3 separate regions of the Mus musculus genome follow, and regions 1 and 2 are each linked to region 3. A link is a loop called in an ENCODE intact Hi-C map of the cell type or tissue named here. Cell type or tissue: left cerebral cortex. All regions are shown on one strand. Each heading gives the region's core, and the rest is flanking DNA. Links, peaks and the distances in the headings are about the cores only. Region 1 has its middle 86 kb from the start of Gm31641. Region 2 holds the start of Vps26c (VPS26 endosomal protein sorting factor C). Region 3 overlaps Ttc3 (tetratricopeptide repeat domain 3).

The links. Peaks named below come from ENCODE experiments on the same cell type or tissue, not always from the same donor. Only the 100,000 strongest peaks of a DNase experiment are listed, where the experiment ranks them.
Region 1: a loop joins it to region 3, with 4 times the contacts of the local background. A loop is called at or near these places in 2 of 42 quality-filtered maps.
Region 2: a loop joins it to region 3, with 5 times the contacts of the local background. A loop is called at or near these places in 8 of 42 quality-filtered maps.

The regions. Positions count from the first base shown.
Region 1 is chr16:95,342,915-95,349,438 of GRCm38, reverse strand. No RefSeq gene overlaps it. Among named protein-coding and RNA genes, the nearest start is that of Gm31641, 86 kb to the right of the region's middle. In left cerebral cortex, for the core only: a CTCF peak has its summit at 3,362 (motif pointing right); a DNase peak (open chromatin) is centred at 3,367.
Region 2 is chr16:94,524,089-94,530,528 of GRCm38, reverse strand. Vps26c (VPS26 endosomal protein sorting factor C) reads left to right here and starts at 3,900. Exons shown (of 8, transcript NM_007834.3): 1 at 3,900-4,191. The coding sequence starts at 4,135. In left cerebral cortex, for the core only: no CTCF peak of the experiment used is centred there; DNase peaks (open chromatin) are centred at 3,709 and 4,453; H3K4me3 peaks cover 2,821 bases; H3K27ac peaks cover 2,350 bases.
Region 3 is chr16:94,469,022-94,475,545 of GRCm38, reverse strand. It overlaps Ttc3 (tetratricopeptide repeat domain 3), which reads right to left. Exons shown (of 46, transcript NM_009441.2): 46 at 6,325-6,524. Among named protein-coding and RNA genes, the nearest start is that of Gm31323, 4.6 kb to the left of the region's middle. In left cerebral cortex, for the core only: a CTCF peak has its summit at 2,928; DNase peaks (open chromatin) are centred at 2,254 and 2,892; H3K27ac peaks cover 1,609 bases.

The sequences.
Region 1 (6,524 bases), core at 868-5,867, 870 kb before region 3:
TGTGGCTATGGTGGCAGTCAGACCTTGTAAAGAGCCCTATCCCAGGCCCTTGTTGTTTTCATACACAGGGACTGTCACAGGTTCACTTGGAGGCAGTTCTGTTGTCCCTTCCCACCAGGGAGCTGCCAGGGACTTTTGATTCTGGAAACTTCCTATCACACTGAGTATAAACTCACTCTGTTACAAGGCCTCTGTGGCCCCGGGGTTCCCTGTCTCCACAGTCCTCCATGTTCCAGTCCTTCCTTCCATTCCTCACACCCAAGGTCTGCGACATCTTAGGGTCTTTACCCAGCCATCCATCTTTGCTGCATGGGTGCTCTTCCTGCAGGTGAGAGCAGGTGTGTACAACCTGGAGGCCCCAGGAAGGCTTCCCTGACCTCACCTCATTAACCTTGCTAGCTGGAGGGACGCCCGTGGCCAGATCTGTTTCCTTCATTGCTTGTGTTTGCATTCATTCACACTCTTATGGCTATCGTGACTTAATTGAGCAGGAGACTTCTGGCACTCAGTGAACATCCGTTGAATCCTGACGTTGTTCCTTGAGCAGGCCGTGGAAATCCAGGGCTGGATGGTGGGCATCGGTGCTTCCTGCTCTCAGTGTCTGTCTTCAGTCTTTCCCCACCCCTCAGCTCCATTTCCTCTCTGTGAACTTCCATCTTGGGCGGGGCTTATTTTGTAATGTCAAGATTGTTACCCAAACTCTCAGTTTGAGTGGCTTTTCTCAACCTCGCTTGATTAACACGCTCAGCTGAAAGTCACTCTTTCACTGGGGTGGGGAAGGCCTGTTCTGCCCATCTTGAGGGTGTCCAGCTGCACCTTTCGTTCCCATCTGACCCCCTGCCACCGGGGACTCCCCAATATCAACCAAAAAAAGTCTGCAAACATTCCCAGATAGGGAAAAAATGACCCATACTTGGCTAATATCATGGTGTCTCAGCAGCTTGAGCAGAATTCTAGAAGACTCTAGAAATCTAGAACCTTCCCTGCCCAGGGTATCTGATAGTTTCCCCCCTTCCGTAATATGTTATCCATGTATGGAAAGTTCTAGATCCTTCTTAGCGCTGCATCATATTGCAGTGTGAGAGTTTTATCTATTTACCTGGTTCACCTCTATATGGATAAATGTTTTGGCCAGGTCCTGTCTGCTGATTTTACAGATGATACAGGGATGGGTAACCATGATCACTGGAAGGAGAATTCAGAGAAGGCAGAAATGGCTGGTGGATTTAGATCCTGTAGGAGTTGTTTAAAAATATCTGGAACAGCGGTTTTTATGCGCAGTGTTGGAAAGTCACCTGGAATTTCCCCAGCCCGTGCCCTGTCACTTACCCAAAGCAGGGTACAAGAGTGTCCCTTGTAAAACTTTTCCCGTGCCCTTAATGGATGCCAAAGTCTTGAGCTTGGAGTGCGTAGACGCGCAGAGAGAACTTGTTAAACCATGTTTTGAAGACGTTTTTCAGGAGTGGAGAGAGCCAAGGTGAGGGGCCACTGCCTGCTTCAAGGGGCTTTAGCGAGATGTGTGGACAAAGGGCCTCACTCTCCCTCAGTACCTTTAACTGTAGGGTGACATGGACTCTCCCTTGCTGGCTTCAAAGAACAATTAGTGAAAGCTCACACTTTCCCAAGGCTGACATAGACTGGGCAATGTGAGGACTGTGACATGTGGGTGAGCTGTCTCTCTTCACTGTGCAGGTGTGGGTGAAGCCTCACATTCAGAGAGACTCAGTGGCTTACCCAGGCTCCACAGCTCTGCTAACAAGGTCTGACTTTCTCTCCTGACCACATCAGGGTGCTCACAACTGCTGCTGCTTAATCTTTGATGCTCTTTCCATGTTTCCCAAGTCCTTCCACCTCTGGCTTTGCTGATGAATTCCTGCCTCCTCCATAGAATCCTAGGGAAACGCAGTAGACAGGGTTTCTCCCTCCCTGTGAGAGGGGCAGTGAGCTGAGTCTAAGCTGTCATCTCTCCATGGTGTCCCTGCCAGGAAGGTCTTCAGCAGCCCTGCCCCCACATGAGAGCTCTTGGGTGTGTGACAGGCAGGCCAGGGCCTTCCTTCCACCCTGATAAGGCCAGGCAGCAAGGGCTGGAATGTAAACCTCCCTGCAGCTGCAGCGGAAGAAGCTTCATCCATTGTTTCCTCTGGGACCTGGGACGCCAGTGCAGTCTTACTGGAGCTCTGAGGAGAGGGCTTTCAAAAGACAGCTTTAGCCAAAAGGGTGGTGTGAGATGCTCTAAGTCTGGAAAGTGCAAGGTGCAGAGAAGTGGGTACCTGGGGAGGACTGGCCCTCAAGGGCTGGGTTAGAACCTGCAGACATACATTTCCCTAGGTGGATATCCCTGTTGAGTGGTGTGTGTGATGTATGTGTCAGTGTGTGTGTGTCTGCTATGTATGTCTATGCATCTGTTGTGTGTTTGTGTCTTTATGTGGTGTGTGTGTATGTGTGTGTTTGTGTATCTGTGTCTCTCTGTGTGCATGGTGTGTGTGTGTCTCTGTGTGGTGTGTGTGTGTGTCTGTGTGTGTAGTATGTGTGTGTGGTATGTGTGTCTGTGTATGTGGTATGTGTGTGTCTGTATCTGTGTCTCTCTGTGTGCATGGTGTGTGTGTGTGTGGTGTGCCTCTGTGTGTGGTGTGTGTGTCTGTGTGTCTGGTATGTGTATCTGTGTATGTGGTATGTGTGTGTGTCTGTGTGTGCATCGGTATCTATGTGTGTGAGTGTATGTCTCTGTGTGTGGTGTGTGTGTGTGTGTCTATATGTGGTGTGTATGTCTGTATGTCTGTGTAAGTGTATCTGTGTATGTGGTGTGTGTTTGTGATGTGTGTGTTTGTGATGTGTGTGTCTGTGTATATATGTGGAGAGAGAGTGTGTGTGAGAGAGTGAGTGTGTGTGTGTGAGAGTGTGTGTGTGTGTGTGTGTGTGTGTGTGAGAGAGAGAGAGAGAGAGAGAGAGAGAGAGAGAGAGCAGTAAATCCTGCCATTTCTTTGAAGCCTAACTTCACTTGCTGCCTTGGAGAGAGGACTGGAATTCACACTCCTTCCTTCCTTATGATTACCTTGCCCTAGGCCCTCTACAGAAGAACCAGGGTTGCTGTGGTGCCCCTTTCTCTCCTTTTTAAAATGAAACACAAGTATAAAAGATATTAATGGTCTGTTCTGTTGCTAAGCACATTTTACTGGCATACCCTCTGTGACATATTGCCAAGGTTTGTAAAGATGGCCTTTGTGTATGTATGACCTAGAGGGATCCAGCCCGGGGGCCGGGGGGGGGGGGCGCGCACGGGGATGGGGGGAGGGGAGACCCTGCTCTCTGCAGGTGGCAAGTCCTGGAATGGGATAAATCCTGTGTGACCACTAGGTGGCGGTAGAGTTTCATGTACCTGCCACTGCAGCTGAGCCACTAACCAGCTTACTTTTGGTAGCTTTACAGTTTGGCATGTCTTCGTTGGGTAATTTAGAAGCTACTTGTAATAGCTTCATGGAACACCCTAAGATTCTCAGATGTGTTTGTTGTGTGGGTGTTTACAAAGAAGCCCAGCTACAGGTCAGTGGGGCATAGCTCATTGTCTCAAAATAGAATCATTAGGACTTTAAAAAAATTAATTTTCTTAAAAATCACTTTATAATATCATCTCCACAAGTTGGGCATTGTATCACAGGAGATGGGAAATCCTGGATCACAGGCTCTCCACATGTGCCAGCAGGGTGTAGCTGTCCTTGGGTGCTTTCAGAAACCCCCTAAGCATCAGAGCATGGGAGCAAGGAGACCTGGATGGTCTCAAGGCTACCTGCTGCTTACTAAGCAGGGCCTGTTTCAGATACCAGGCCCATCAGTCCAGGACTTTAGAATCCACATCTACAGATTATTGTCCAGGAACTCTGCTTTCTCCCTGGCCAAGCATACCCTAGGGCTCCCACGACCTGTCCTGTCTGTCTTGCTTCCCCTGCCCCAGCACCAGGGAAAGGTAAATTTTCGGTGGCTCCAACCTGTGCCCACAATCCCCAGGACAAAGAAGCATCCTGATTTGGGGCCTCTTAGGTCAGTGTAGGCAAAATGCTGTCAATTGCTGTTGAAGACCTCTTGAGTCCCCTCCTCTGTCACAGCCAACCAAAGGCCCCACATTCCCGAGCTCAAAGGCCACGTTGCTCACTGAGGTCATCCTAGGCCTTGTTCACCTCAGAGCTCTCCCTTCTCTCCCCCTTTCTCTCCTCCCTCCGCCTCGCGTTCTTGGTTTGTGGAGTAAGGGAGAAGCACCTGAGAAGCCTTCCTGCTTAATCCCAAGAGGAGGCGGATGACGCCCTTGTGGACTTCCTTTATTTTGTTTCTGCCCCCAAGCTTCCTTGCTCTAAACAAAGATCATACAGGGGCTGGGGGCGTGGCTCAGTTGGTAGAGTGTTTCCCTAGTGTGGTCGAAGACTGTTTTCTTTTCCCATAGCTGCATACACCTGGCATGATGGAGCACCGCTGAGGTGCTAGCACTCAGGAAGATCAGAAGCTAAGATCATCTTTAGCTACGTAGAAAACTGGAAGGGCAGCCTGGACTACCGGAGACCCTGTCTCTCAACACAAACATCAACACAAACGAGCACACAAACAAAACCACGACACCAATGATGAAACAAATATTGAAAATTAATCTGTATAACCTCTCCTTCCCTCCCTCCATCACCTCTTCTTTCCCTCTTGTCTCCCCATTCCCTTTCCTCCCTCCTTCCCCTCTTCTCTCCCCTCCCCCTTCCCTCCCTCCCTCCCTCCCTCCTCTCTTCTCTCCCTCTCCCCCTTCCCTCCCTCCCTCCCTCCCCTCTTCTCTCCCCCTCCCCCTTCCCTCCCTCCCTCCCCTCTTCTCTCCCCTCCCCCTTACCTCCCTCCCTCCCCTCTTCTCTCCCCTCCCCCTCCCCTCCCTCCCTCCCCTCTTCTCTCCCCTCCCCCTTACCTCCCTCCCTCCCCTCTTCTCTCCCCTCCCCCTCCCCTCCCTCCCTCCCCTCTTCTCTCCCCTCCCCCTCCCCTCCCTCCCTCCCCTCTTCTCTCCCCTCTCCCTTCCCTCCATCCCTCCCCTCTTCTCTCCCCTCCCCCTTCCCTCCCTCCATCCCCTCTTCTCTGACATTTTGTCACCTGATTTGGCTTGCCCTCTCCTCCACTTTGTGCTCCATCAGTGCCAAAAGGTGGAGGATTCTCCGCTCTGGATTGCAGTGCGTGTAATAGACCTTCCTCACATCTGAACCCGAGCAGAGCCGGAACGTGTCAGCATGTGTCCCTACATGTATGTCTCTGGGCTCCTGCCTGTATGAGTCAATTTCATGCAATACTGTCTAGCTCACACTCTGTGGGGAAGAGAGTGAATATAGTTTTTCTTTAATTAGAAAATGACCCTAAAGAAGAAGAAGCAAGGAGAAGCCCTGGCTGGGCAGATTCACTTATGGTCACCAGGCTGTGCGGAGGGGGGGGGGGGGGGGACGGGGACGGGGACATGGCAGTCATTGGAACTATGCCTCTTGCAGATTGTCAGGCCTCACCTTCCAAGATCCAGTCACTGTCTCCATGTGAGGCAAGGAGAACCATATCACTAGACAGAAAAACTGGGAAGGTCGGGCAGATTAAGAAATCCCAGCAAGTCTCACAATTGATAACAGAAGGCGATTGAATCTGCTCCCAATCCAGTTCCTGTGCCGGAGCACGTGACCACGACACCCCACTAAGAAGACCGTGGCAACTGGTCATGTAGCTTAGAGCCTAGAGTTCTCCATGCTAATGGGGTATCTAGACGGGCCGCCTCAGGGTTTAGCCAATAAGGTTCCCTTTCCCAGACATTCCCTCCTGCAAAAGGTATTTAACCTCTGGTCCACCCTGAGTAAGTTGTATGCATCCATTTTTCCACTATGAATAAACAATTTGAACAAGCAAGGACTGTCTCTCTCATAAGACCTGATGTGGGGAAAGGCCTTCATTACAGAGTCACACGGCGCAGAAGGCCCCTGAGCTCTAGACGTTCACTCTAGGCTAAGTCAGATTCCCCACACCCTCCAACCCTAGGCTCAGCACTGGCCTGAGGGGGCCCATTCCCATCTCATGAAGTCCAGCAGCGTCTGGGTGCCTGGGAGCTTTGAGAACCACAGCCTTGGCTCCAGCCTGTGCGGTTTCTCACCGGGGTTGGGGTCCCCATCTTAGGCTGCCTTCCATCTTCCCTGAGCGAGTATCAAGTGTTCCAGACACCCAGATGGTGATGAAGATGGAACGTAGCCTAGCGCCCCTGCATTTTGTCTTCCGGAGCGGCGTTCACACACCCCAGCGGCGAGGCGGAACATGGACCCACATCTCCACTATATCACTGGGCTTTCCCTATGGGACTTGCTACTCCACTGAATAACAGGGCAGAGGGGCAGTCTCTGAGGGGAAGAGAGCCAGCCCAAGTGGCCCAGTGGTGCTGCCCTCAGGGTTTCCAGTAATAGCAGAGACCAATTCTTTGATGCCCTCAGGAAGAGCATGATGGCAAGACATCTCTGTGGTCACAGACTTGTGGTTCTTCACAA
Region 2 (6,440 bases), core at 1,441-6,440, 54 kb before region 3:
TACACTTGAACTCACAGCAGCTGTGGTTGCTGCACAAGACCAAGCTAGCCAACAAACATTGCAGCATGGGGCTGAGGAGCTCTTGACAGCTGATGGCTTCTGAGAGGAAGAGTCAGTTTTCTTAAGAGAAGGGACCCTGGTAGGTCAACTATGCTCCAGGAGATTGGCCCACATCCATAAGTAGTACATGGGCAGCACAAGTTGGACTTGATGGGAGAACATGAATATGTATGCTTACATATTTATGTATGTGTGTGTACAAAAAGAGGAGAGGAGTTAGGCAAAGAATGTGGGGTGAATATGCTCAAAATACATTGCATGTGTATATGAAATCCTCAGAGAGTAAAAATATTATATATTTAAGAAATACTTTTGATATAGATTTAAGACTTGGCATTAAAGACAGGCTTAAGGAAAAGACTGTATTGTATACACTGGAATGGGCATGGATTTCTCAATAGAGTTGCTTACACTTGGTAATCTTTTAGTTTTGTATTATTTGTTCCTTGCCCTAATATATTTGAGAATGTAGTCTTGATGGCTAGTTGGCTAAAATTCTTGTTAAAGTGTCTGCAATATACAGAGTTTGACTTTTTTTTTTTTCAAAGATGCATCGTCTTCCATCTGCTTACGTGGATATAGTTTCTTTCTCTAGGTTCTGAAGGGTGAGAAGTCCAAGATCAAGGTTCTTCCAGGTTTGGCATCTGGTGAGGCTTAGGTTTCATCTTCTAAGATGGTGCCTTGGACACCCCATTTGGACAGGCATACACTTGCAAGCACAGAGGTTATTCTTTTTAAGCCCCCGTGAAAACATAACGTTCCCAAATCATAAGTTTGTAGCCATGTCTAACATCTTGGCCCAAATTACTATAGACCTTGGGCCAGAGTCATCTAGTTGTGACTGGCCCACATGTATTACAACACTACAAATGTGTGCTGTTTTAAACTACTGAGTAACTTGTTATGGTACACTTGATGGTAGCTCTGGACCTGACTAGTCCTTCACAGTGGTCCTGAATTGGGGAAAAGGAATGGTCTGCATATCCTGAGTGCATCAGTCCTCAGACACAGGATGCCTTTGAAAAGGTGGCATGGTCCTGGGGACAACTGAGTTCAGTTAAAGGCAAGATTTGAAGAGCTGCTGAGACTCTCTTACCAGCAGCTCAGGGATCCTGTCCTTCAGTCCATAGGAGGACCAAGGGAGAGAACCCATTAAAAAGGCCCAGTGGGACTGTTGCTGTTGTCCTGGAATTGCAAGGAAGCCAATTACTGGACACTAGTGTAATGGTCACTACTGTAAACGTGACTGGATTCCAGGATTATCTTGGAGAAGAATCTCTGTGCAAGTCTGTGAGGAATTTTCTAGACTAATTGAGAAGATTCCCCTTAAGTGTGGGTGGCACAGTACACAGGATGGAGTTCTGGGATACATAGAAAGCAGCCAGCCAAGTACCAGCATCCATCTTCCTCAAGCTCTAGCTACCGTGACTCCCATACCATGATGGACTATACCCTCAAACTCTGAGCCACAATAAACCCTCTTTCATCATAACAGTGACAGAAGAAACTAAGGGCTAGAGAGATGGGTCAGTGTATTAAAGCGCTGGCTGTTTTTGTAGAGCACCCCAGTTTGATTCACAGCAGCCACAATGGCTCAGAACTGTAACTCTGGTTCCAGATCGGATGCTCTCAAGGCCTCCATGAGCGCACACAGATATACATGTGGACAAAACATCCGTGACATAAAAACTTTAAGACTAATATGCACATCGTATTCCAGTTTTCAATTAAAGAAAGATGCCTATTTGAGGGGTTATTTCCCAGCATTTAATAAAAGACATATATTTCTAATTCTGCTTCCACCAATTTTCCTGAATTCTCCCTCTGCGTGGTCTACACAAGATGGCCCAGTAAGGAACACAGGTGCACGGGCTTTGTGGTCTGGTGGTGGAAAGTGATCCGGTATGGGAGGATCATCATCCGTAGGCATCACATCGGTAGTGCCCATAGGCAGAAGAGTCTGATTCATCACCATGCTTGCTCATTCTTGTGTTTCAAGAGAGAAGATGACCAAGTAGGGATGGTACTGTAGACTGGTCACAAGAACACACACACACACACACACACACACACACACACACACAATCGGGGTGCACACATGGCAGTCGGAGGACAACTGGTGGCAATTGGTTCTTTTACCAGTGATGGAACCCAGGTTGTTATCAGATGTGGTGGCAAGTACTTTTAGTCACTAAGCTATCTCATTAGCTCAAGAGAACCCCATGAAGATAAGTTGTCTTTAACCATCTTGAGGGAACAGCATTTTCCTGGGGATACTTCTTGGATGCTGGCAGTAGGGTTGACAGAGAAAGACAAGCTGGGAACTATCTCCCATTCAAATGTCTGGGGAGAAGGCTCTACTAGCCTCCCCGTTATCCATGAACGTTGTCAGACACCGCAGTATGCAGAAAAGCAGGGATCAACTCTGAGAACTCCAGCTGTTCTCTATTGGGATGCTCACCTTACTTCCACACCAGAACCACAACTTCCATTTATTACCCTCACAAAAGACCTAGTGTCCCACTTGAGCCACAAGACTGTCAATTTGACAGTCTGATATTCAGTAGCTTAAAGTGACAAAATCAAACTTATTTAACATGAGATTAAGGGATGGAAAGACTTTAAAAGAACAGTGTTTGTGGAAAGTGGACTTTTGATTCTTGTAGGACGGCCTTTGCACTCAATAAACACTGGTAGTTCCTGGAAGGAGCGCTCTTCACAGTAGACCAGCCTTCCTTAACCATGTGTGCAATTTTCAAAGAGGAAATCAGGTACATCGTCCCTGGAGGAACAAGACTCTGTAAAGCCATATATGGAAGGAAAGGCTTTTCTTTTTCTTTCCTGCACTGAATTTGTGTCTTCCAAATATCTAAGCTGTGTCCCACATGATTTTTTTAGAATTGCTAGGAAAGTCTGTAGGTCACACGGGTAAGTCCTAAGGGTAGAGATGGGAGCTGAAAATAGAGCTGTGGATACTGAGAAACATTTTATCTTAACCTTCAAAAGCAATTGCAGCCGTCGTACATCGTTCTCGGCTTCAAAACACCTAGAGTCATTCACGAAACCACTTTACAGAGAAATTTGTTATCCTAAAAGTGATATATATTTAAGAAAATAATAATCAAGGAATTCAACAAATACCATTTCTTCACATCATTTTACGTAACAAAAACATCAAGATTTGACTTGCTTATCGGAAGAGTCAGTTTACACAATTCAGTAACTAGCATGCTGGCTAACCGCAATATCCCCCCTAAAGTTCGGCGTCCACTGCGGCAGGCTGCTGGAGGGAGAAAGGGGTACGCAGGTCCGTTTCCGCTTCGACTCCAACCTTCCCGCTCGCGCGCCCGCCCGCCCGGATACCCCACAGAACACCAAGACCACTTCCAGAGCTGGCGCCTGGGGAGTACCCAGAAGCCTCCGCGGCCGCGGAGCCGCGAGCAGCCGCAGAGCGAGGTCACCTCGCGCTTCCCGAAACCTTGGCTCTGCGTCGTGGGCGTGGCCTGAGGGGGCGTAGCTGCGGCCCTCCACCAATCAGCGCCCAGCAGGTCGCAAGCGCGGGGCCACGCCCCTGCGGTTGGCACGGACTCGTCCGCCCGGAGGATACTGGCGGTGGCGCCTCAGAACATCTGGCAGCAGACGCGGCTACAGGGATGGAGGAAGCGGATGACAGGAGGGGACACGTTCCTGCTATCACTTCCGGAAACCCACCTCCGAAACGCAGCCTTTCGCGCCGCACAGCCCGACGGGAAGGCAGCCTTCCTGTGTAAAAAAAACGCTGCGAAGCGGCCTCGCCCCCGCCGCGGGGCACGCCGGGAGAACAGAGAGCACACTCCCGCGTTCCGGAAGTGTGTGTGTGTGTGTTCGCGCGCGCGCGCGCGCGCGCGTGTGGGTTTCGTGCCCCTGTCCGCGCTAAGCCACGCCCTGTGCCCGAAGGAGGGAGGTGTGTGAGGTGTGGCGCGAAAGCCGGTCACGTGCCACCACTGCGGAAGGCGCCGGAGGGGCGGGTTCGTAGGGGGCGGGGCAACCGGGTCACGAGTGGCCGGAAGTTGCGGCCTTTGCGGATAATCTGAGATGGGGACCACTCTGGACATCAAGATTAAAAGAGCGAATAAAGTGTATCACGCCGGGGTAAGTGGAGGGGTGTTGGGCTTCAAGCTCTGCGGTCTCCAGCACGGCTCGCGCGGCCCCGACGCTAGATGGGCGTGCCCTGCGGTCCTGTCCAGTGTGGGGCTGGGGGCCGGCGGCAGGCGGGCGGGCGGCGGGCTCGAGCTGTCGCTCTGGGGGTGAAGAGCAGATGACAAACGCCCCTTTCTGCAGAAGAGCTTTCAGAACAGACATGTGTGCTCCAGGCTGTGGTCAATCCTAAAGCAGAGTTCTCTTGTAAGCCTCTCACCGCGGCAGGATCCATTACCCTAGTTGTAGAATGCAATCGCCCTGTCTCTACCTCCGGAGACACCAGCACAGCAGCCGTGGAGTCACAGCTAGCTTCTGCACACAGTTCAGTGGATACAAATGCAGCGTGGTGTTGAAAGGGAAAAACATCCCAGGTGAACATCTTAAATGGACGCTAAAGGCTAGAAACCTGATTATTTTAAAAAGATTCCAGTGAGCCACCCCACTTCCATCCTCACCACACAGGAAGCTATATTCGTGATTTGTCTAGTAGACATCATTCAAAGACCCCTCCCCCACAAAACAAAATCCCAAACACCAAGTTGCCATCACCCCTTATAAAAGCGACTGTACTCTGGCAAGATGCACTAAGAAAGTGGAAACTCACTTATGCTAGATCACTGCGAAAGTATTTAGTTAGTTCATAAAGGAAACGATCTATCCTGCCTCAGTTGAGGCACACTGTCAAACCACTGCCATATTAAAGCTGTCAGTTTCATGAAAAGCAATTGGAGGCCAGGGGAAGTGGCTCAGATTGTAAAATAGTTGCCAGTACCGCATAAAATCAGACGTGGTGGTGGGTGTCTGTAATCTTACCACTTAAGACAGGGTCAGAACATTATGATCATCCTTAGCTGCATATTGAGTTTGATACGAGCCCAGGGGCCATAAGATAAGGGCTGGAGAGATGAATCCACTGATCTTCGGAGGGTCCAGTTCTCAGCTGCCATGTCAGACCATTCACAACTCCCTGTAACTCCCAACTGCAGGGAATCTCACACTTCTGGTCTGATTGGACTGCACTCACAGACACAGTGTATAACATAATTTGAAATAAATCGTTTTAAATGGTAAGTCAGTAAAATTGTTGGGGTTTTTTTTGTTTGTTTGTTTTGTTTTTTTCCGAGACGGTTTCTCTGTGTACCCCTGGCTGTCCTGGAACTCACTCTGTAGACCAGGCTGGCCTCGAACTCAGAAATTCACCTGCCTCTGCCTCACAAGTGCTGGGATTAAAGGCGTGTGCCACCATGCCCGGCCAGTAAAATTGTTTAAAATGAAAGACACTAAAGGCAAGGACCAGAATGCAGTGCAAAGCGTTTGTCAAACAATTGTGTCTGTGTTGAATTTCTCGGTGTGTCTTAGTCACAAGGGAGCCCTTTCATATGCTGACCTTTGCCATGGTAACCTTAACCGCTAGATGTGGTGTGTATAAGTTTCCGCATGTGTATACAGAACAAAAGTAAATGTAGCAAAATAGTAACAGTTCTGAGGCCAATGGAAAGCGACATGACTTTTTTCTTGGTTAATAGTTTTGTAGGAGGGGGCTGGTGAGATGGCTCAGTGGGTAAGAGCACTGACTGCTCTTCGGAAGGTCCGGAGTTCAAATCCCAGCAACCACATGGTGGCTCACAACCATCTGTAACAAGATCTGACTCCCTCTTCTGGACAGCTACAGTGTACTTACATATAATAAATAAATAAATCTTAAAAAAAAAAATAGTTTTGTAGGGATATAATTTATATATACACACAGATGTTAGAGATATAATTTGGATACAGCAAAAACCAGCCCATTAAAACAGCTAATCTAGTGGTTTTAGTGTATTTATAGTGCTGTGCATCCATCCCCACTAAGTTTAGAAGGTTGTCACCAACTCCAAAAAAGCCCCCGTACTTGATAGCTGTTACTCCTCCTTCCCTGCCCCCAGCCCCAGGAGATCACACATATGCCACAGGATCTGCCTGTTGTAGCCTTTCACAGGACAAGAGTCCTCCTGGTTGTGGCCCTTTCTGACTGGCTTCTTTGACACAGCATGTTTTCAGTATCCATGACTGTTGGAGCATGCTTGTTTCTATGGCTGAATAGCTCTGCTGTACCCATAGGCCACACACTGTCCTTGTCAGGTGACGTGAAAGATGGCCAAGTGCTGGATGGGGGTGTCTGTGGAGTGGGATGTAGAAAGCTAGCTTCCTCCAGGAAGAGC
Region 3 (6,524 bases), core at 607-5,606:
AAACTCTCAGGGTGTGCGGGAAGAGCTTCTAGGAGAAGCTGGGGGAGGGGAGGGGGGGGGGGAGATGATCCATACATTAGATGAAATTTCCAGTGAACACAAAAGACAAAAATGTTGTGTCAGTGAGATCCCTCAGTGGGTCTCAGCACTTGCTGCCAGGCCTGGTGATGAGGTAGATTCTCAGGACCCACACGGTGGAAGGAGAGAACCAGCTTCCACAGGTTACCTCTGATCTCCAAGTGTGCACCATGGTATGTGCATGTGAGCTTGCTCCTGGGTGTATACTTGCAACACACCCCACATACAACAAATTTTATTAAAAAAAAAAAAACCAAAGTACGGTGAAAACAAATGAAAATGCATGTCACAGAGTTGGAGGAAAACTGCGTAGTGTGTATCCACCAAACAGCTGTATCGAGAATGTATAAAGAGCTATTATAACTTAAAATTTACAACTTGTGTTTTAAGATGAATCAAAGACTTAATCAGGTAATTCAACAAAGATGTATTGACTGTAAATACGCCCAAAAACAGATGCTCAGTATTATTCGTCCTAGGGAAGTAGAAAGAAAAGTCCTGATGACACAGTATGACACACCCACTAGAGCTCAGTAGAGTGACTGTGTGCTCTGATGTCACAAGTCTCCCTGGTGGGAGTTCAGCTGTACAAGTGTTGGTATGTCCTGGAATCTCTGGAATATACAATCTAACAACGCAGGAAGAGAAGAGCATGCAGGTGAAGAATGTATAGGTCCAAGCCAGATCAGCAATAAAGGCAACTGTGCTTTGGAGGCTAAAAGGAGCCCAATGGGAACAAGCTAAAGGCATACATGGAAAAACAAAGTGCAAAGAAAATAAAGCAAGAAGAAGAGGCAGCCAAGGATTCAGGAAAAAAATGCACACCAGCCTAAGAACAGACAGCAGCACAGGTTAGGAAGCTGTAGCTCCCTAAGCATGCAGACAGCCTTGTATGGGTCAGAAGCCATGGAAGCTGTGTGTGGGCCAAGCAGCAATGGGCTGCACTCCGTGACTTTAGCTGCTGTTCCTTAGGAGAGAAGTTGATCTGGGCTGAGAGGGGAGCACTAGTCAGCAGATGAATGGCTAGAGTAGTGAGTGAGTTTGCTCAGCAGGTTCAAGCCTAGACTCACTCAGGTTATTATTTCAGGAAAGTTATTTAAACTTTGAGGTTTATTTCTGCATCTGTAAAATGGGTATGAAAAGGGTACTTAAGCTGGGCATGGTGGCGCATGCCTTTAATCCTAGCACTCGGGAGGCAGAGGCAGGCAAATTTCTGAGTTTGAGGCCAGCCTGGTCTACAAAGTGAGTTCCAGGACAGCCAGGGCTACACAGAGAAACCCTGTCTCGAAAAACCAAAAAAAAAAAAAAAATGCTATGATTGTAATTAGTGGGCCTAGTATTGCCAAATTGTTTATGGCTCAGTGGGTAAGAGCACCCAACTGCTCTTCCGAATGTCCAGAGTTCAAATCCCAGCAACCACATGGTGGCTCACAACCATCCGTAACAAGATCTGACTCCCTCTTCTGGTGTGTCTGAAGACAGCTACTGTGTACTTACATATAATAATAAATAAATCTTAAAAAAAAATGATGCTGGAAGACAGTGGAAAGATCCTGAGTCTGGTACAGTGAGAAGTCAGAGGAGGGCCAGGCTCCCTAGATGTGAAGGCCACCAGTTTTGTGTTGTGGCTTTTATCCTATGTAGTCTGTGTACTTTGAAATGTTTACTGAGCAGCTATGAGCAAGGCACATGTTTTTATCCCCCATAAGTGAGAATGCCAATGCTTGGTGAGGTGGGCTATGAAGTCTCCACACTGAAAGGACTGTGGCGGGATGTGGGCTGACTGCTGAGTAGGCACCGGCTGTATACAGAAAGTCCAGTGTAAGGGGGTACACAGGAACAGACAGCCGTGAGTATAGGGCAGACCAACTGTGCCAGCCTGGATGACAAGGAACCGATGAGAAGCAGTTCAGGGGGCTGTTAAGAACAAGAGTGTATCAGAATAGTCTCTGCTTAGCTGTTAGGTCTCGTCTCTTGAGTGCCAGGTCATGTGCAGTACTAACATTTAAGGAGAGCTCGCCAGCAAGCTGACTGTCCTCTGTGGGAATGCGTCCATCTTGCTGGCGTTAGGCTGCTGTGCTCAGGCACCCCACTGTCCCTAACAACAGCTCCCACTCCTGAAGAATCCCCTAAATACACTAGCAGGCTTTGCTGCGCTGGCAGCTTCCCTCATGACTCCAAGTCTGGACACTCTACCACCTCCACTCCCTCCTCCCGGCTGCTACCAAGTGCTGACTTCCCTGGCCTCTGTTCAAAGCTGGAGCCCTACCCCACCCTACTGTCCCCATCCTCCCTTATCCCTTCCTGGTCCCATTCTTCTCTGGGATTACCAGGGACATATCATGTGTTTTACTGTCCTACTTGACGTCAGCCTCCACTATTGGAATGCTCAAGTCCTTTCTTCTTGTCTGTTGTTATAACTGGGGCACTAGAACTGTGCCTCCTGTGGCATATTTGATGGTTCAATGAATAGTCGCAGATCAATGTTATATAGCCATCCTGGTGGCCAGGACCACTTGGTTTGCTCCCAGTGGGGGCAGCTAGGGTATTGCAAGGTGGAGGAACCAGGGCCTGTCAGACGTACAGTGGGATGAGGAGCATGAAGGGCATTGTCCCTCAGTGCCTGAAAGCCCAGGAAGTAGGGAGGGCTTGGCTTCGGTTTTCTGTCTGGCAGGTTAGAGACTGTGGTAGCCGTGCCTCTGGAAGCAAAAGCAATGTGGCCTCCCCAGAGGATAGAAGAAAGCTGGAGTCCTGCTGGCGCTGGGTGGCAGCCAGCGTCTGGAAGTACAATGCCCATCTGTTCCACTGCTTTCTCTTTTCGGAGGCTGCTGGCTCACCCCACTGGAATGGGGTGGCACTTCAGGACACGAAACTTGGAGCTGGTGGCGGATTTCTTGGAACTGGTGGCAGGAAGATCTAAATTAAGACCTTTCTATCACACCAAATAAATAGAAGCTGAAATAAGAGACTAAAGGAATTCAGCAGAATGCCTTCATACATAATTTTTTAAGTAAGGAGGAAGAAGACCTTAGGAAGCAGCCTGGTATTTATCCACTAGAGCCTCAAGGTATTTGCTGAAAACAGTGATACTATTTGAGGCAAGAGCACATTATTAAACACAAGCTTCTCTTTTTGAAGCATGCTGTGCCATAGAAGATGGCAATTTCCACTCTGCTTGGAAGGCTCTTGACAAGGCCCAAGGCCTGGCCCGTTACCTGCTCAGCAGACAAGTTACTCCAGCATGGGGTCAGCAACATGTACGCACATAGAAGCTTCTTGCTTCAAGCCAAGACACAGAGAGAGGCTCCCTAGGAACTATGAAGAGGCTGTGTCCCTCGCTCAAAGACGAGTGGACCCTGTCCTTTTAGGACAGCAAGGGCTCGGGAAAGTTCATTCGGCTGAAAACCACCTAAGCAGTGCTGGGGGACCTTACCATTTTACATTTCAAAGTTCCATTGAACCAGCTGTGCTTTCCTTCAGGCAGGCAAGGCCCTGAGGTTACCTGGTTATTTCTCCTATCCACTGATGACTCTGCACTCCCAACGTGACACCTCTGAACATAGAACTCACTGTGTAGCATCCATCTAACAACTCCAAAACTGGTTCATAGAACCTCTGCAAGCATACTAATTGGGTTTGTTGGTTAGATCAGAAGGAATGGTGGACTCCAAGGTGCTAGACCTTCACAACACAAAGGTAGATGGTCCTCAAGCCGGTATCCAGCAAGCTCTGGACAATGTACAGCATCATCCTACTCAGGTTTTATTTTGTATCAGGATGTTTATGAACCACTTGTGTGTTTGTGGATTAGCTGTTCTGCCTTTGTCTCTTCTACTTCATGGAAACAATTTACTGAGTTGCTCAACCCTGAAGTAAGATCCACCTTTATGGTTTTCTAAAAATCTGTTGTCTTGAAGGAAAATCTGTTCATGTTTAGGATTGGTCCATCTGGAATTAGTATCTGTCTGTACTGTGACAGGTTAAACGTTTCCCATGGGGATAGCCAATATTATTATTCTTCCCCCCCACCCCCCCCCACATTATTATTCTTAATGTAGCCATCTTTTTCTGATGTCTGTATCGACTGACCGTCCACTCACTGGGATTTTTTCAGTTGACGAGAATTTCCATACTTTTGCTATTTTGTTCTCTCTTTAAAGTGGGAAACAGTGAGACCATGTAAGGCAGAGGCAGTGGCAGGATGAAGAATAGCTCTCTAAGCCAAGGAGCCTTGCCTGGACCCTTCCAAGGCAGTGGTGCACATGCCTCCTCATTCTGAACAAGTAAACAGCACTCACAGAAACACTTTGGGACAAATGTAGGTGAAATTATCCTTTGTTACAGAAAAAGATAAGGTTTATAGTGTCCTGGGCTCAGGATTCCAAAACATTTTTCAAAGTGACTCTGAGACATTTGATCCAGTTCAGACTATGCTGTAAAGTGAGTGCTTCCACTTAGTCTAACAAATGCTTTCTACAAGACCACGCCTGCCCTGTGCAGCGCACAGGCTCTCACTAAAACGGTCAGTTCCCCCTTACCATCTCTTGTAGCACATACGTCACTAGTAGACAGACTGTACAGAATGATGGTGCTGTGACATTTTCTTACATGCACATACCCCGCTTTTGCTCATACTCTCAGGGGCCACCTCTTGTTTACTACTCCATCAAAATGTCTTGTCTGGTGACATTTTTGCAGGTGTTCCTGTCCCTGAGTGACTGGTCCCAGTTTTCATGGATTTCTATTCCTGGCATTGCCTGTCCACAGACACTGAGGACAGGTGACTGCATGAAGGCTGGCATGTAGGCCACTGTGTGGGGGAAAAGGTTCCAGGCACGACTTTCAGTCCTTTCTTCCACTGCAGTTTAATAAAACAGAAACCCTGCCCATTTCATTCATGCAGCTCTCCAGGAGCTGTTCTGGCCCTCGTTCTTAGCAACTGTCCCGTCACTGTGCTTCCTCAGCCCAGCAGTACACACCTCTGTCGTTCTCTTCTGTGTTCTTGGAATCTTCTCCAGAGAGGGTTATGACTGAGGAATGACTAAACTAGTCTTGCTGCTTGAGCTGTGGTGTGAGATCCCTCTTACATCTGTTTTCACTATATGGTCTTTCACATCACCTTACAAATAGATCTTGCACTGCTAGGGCTCCACTTAAGTTTTAATTATCCATTATTCGTAACAGAGATTAATCACTTCCAAGAGAAAAAAAATCTAATTTTAAGGCATGGCCACTTCTTCAATTTATATATTATATGAATTAAATGCTACTCTATGAACACAATTGTATGAGCAAAAGTTTAAAATTGTGCTCACTTTTCACTATAGCTGTCATGGAGCTGGGTGGAATGATGATTAGTGAAATGATGAATAGGGGCGGTGTCCCACCATGAGGTTAGGAATTAAGGGTGGAGGACTGCCAGTATCCTTAGCCTATTGTGAGGAGATGATGAACAGGGGCGGGGTCCCACTGTGAGGTCAGGAATTAAGAATGGAGGACTGCCAGTGTCCTCGGCCTTCCGTGAGGAGCATTTGCACCTTGTCTATTCCTCAAGGTTTTGAGAACTCAGTGCTGTTATGGAGTCTGACTTGGTGGTGGCAGCGGTGGTGGCAACAGCAGCAGCAGCAGTGGCAGCTCAGGAGGAGGTCACATCCCCAGAGGGTGATGCGTCCCAAGTATCAGTACAGTGCCATCAACAGTTGTGAAAGCAACCTTATATGAAGACACTCCAAAGACCGTGTCTGACAACTTTCCTTTAGGACAGGCCCAGTTGGTAACATTAGCCTGTCTATACCTAGTAAAATGTATTAATAGACCGTGCTTCCTTTATTAGTGCTTAGCATACCCAAAAGAGCCTTTAAAAAGGCACTATCAATCAGCTTCAGCAGTCCACGAACACAAGCGCCTCAGAAACAAACCCGCAAGAAATCAAGTTATCCTCAGCATGTTTGCATGTGCCCACATGAACGGGAGAATCGAGTCTGTGATTTCTGCATGAACATCCTAGTCACCGATTTAAACAGTCAGCCTTGGGAACTCGGGCTTGGCGAGCAGTATCTAGGCACAAAGGGATGTTTTAATCCAGCCTCTAAAATAACCCCAAGATCCTTGGTTAAGATCATCAGGTGCAACTTGCCTGTTCTTCCCAAATAAAGTCAGTTTCTCAATGTTTGACAGAACAGGACCCTGAACTCCCACGCAGAATGCAATTCTAAAGGACCTGGGCAAGGACGACAGTGAACGGCTGACCTTTTATAATGTTCTTTATTGACAGTTACTGGACAAGTGTAAGGCATGTTCACAGGCTCTGACACGAAGCACAGCTCTCTGTCTCAACAGCTACTCTTCTTTGTACCCGACAGATACTATAAGCTGCTGTGTGTACTCAGGCATGTACTGCACTCCACTGTTACAGCATGGACACCATGTTTCAGGGACACCACAGA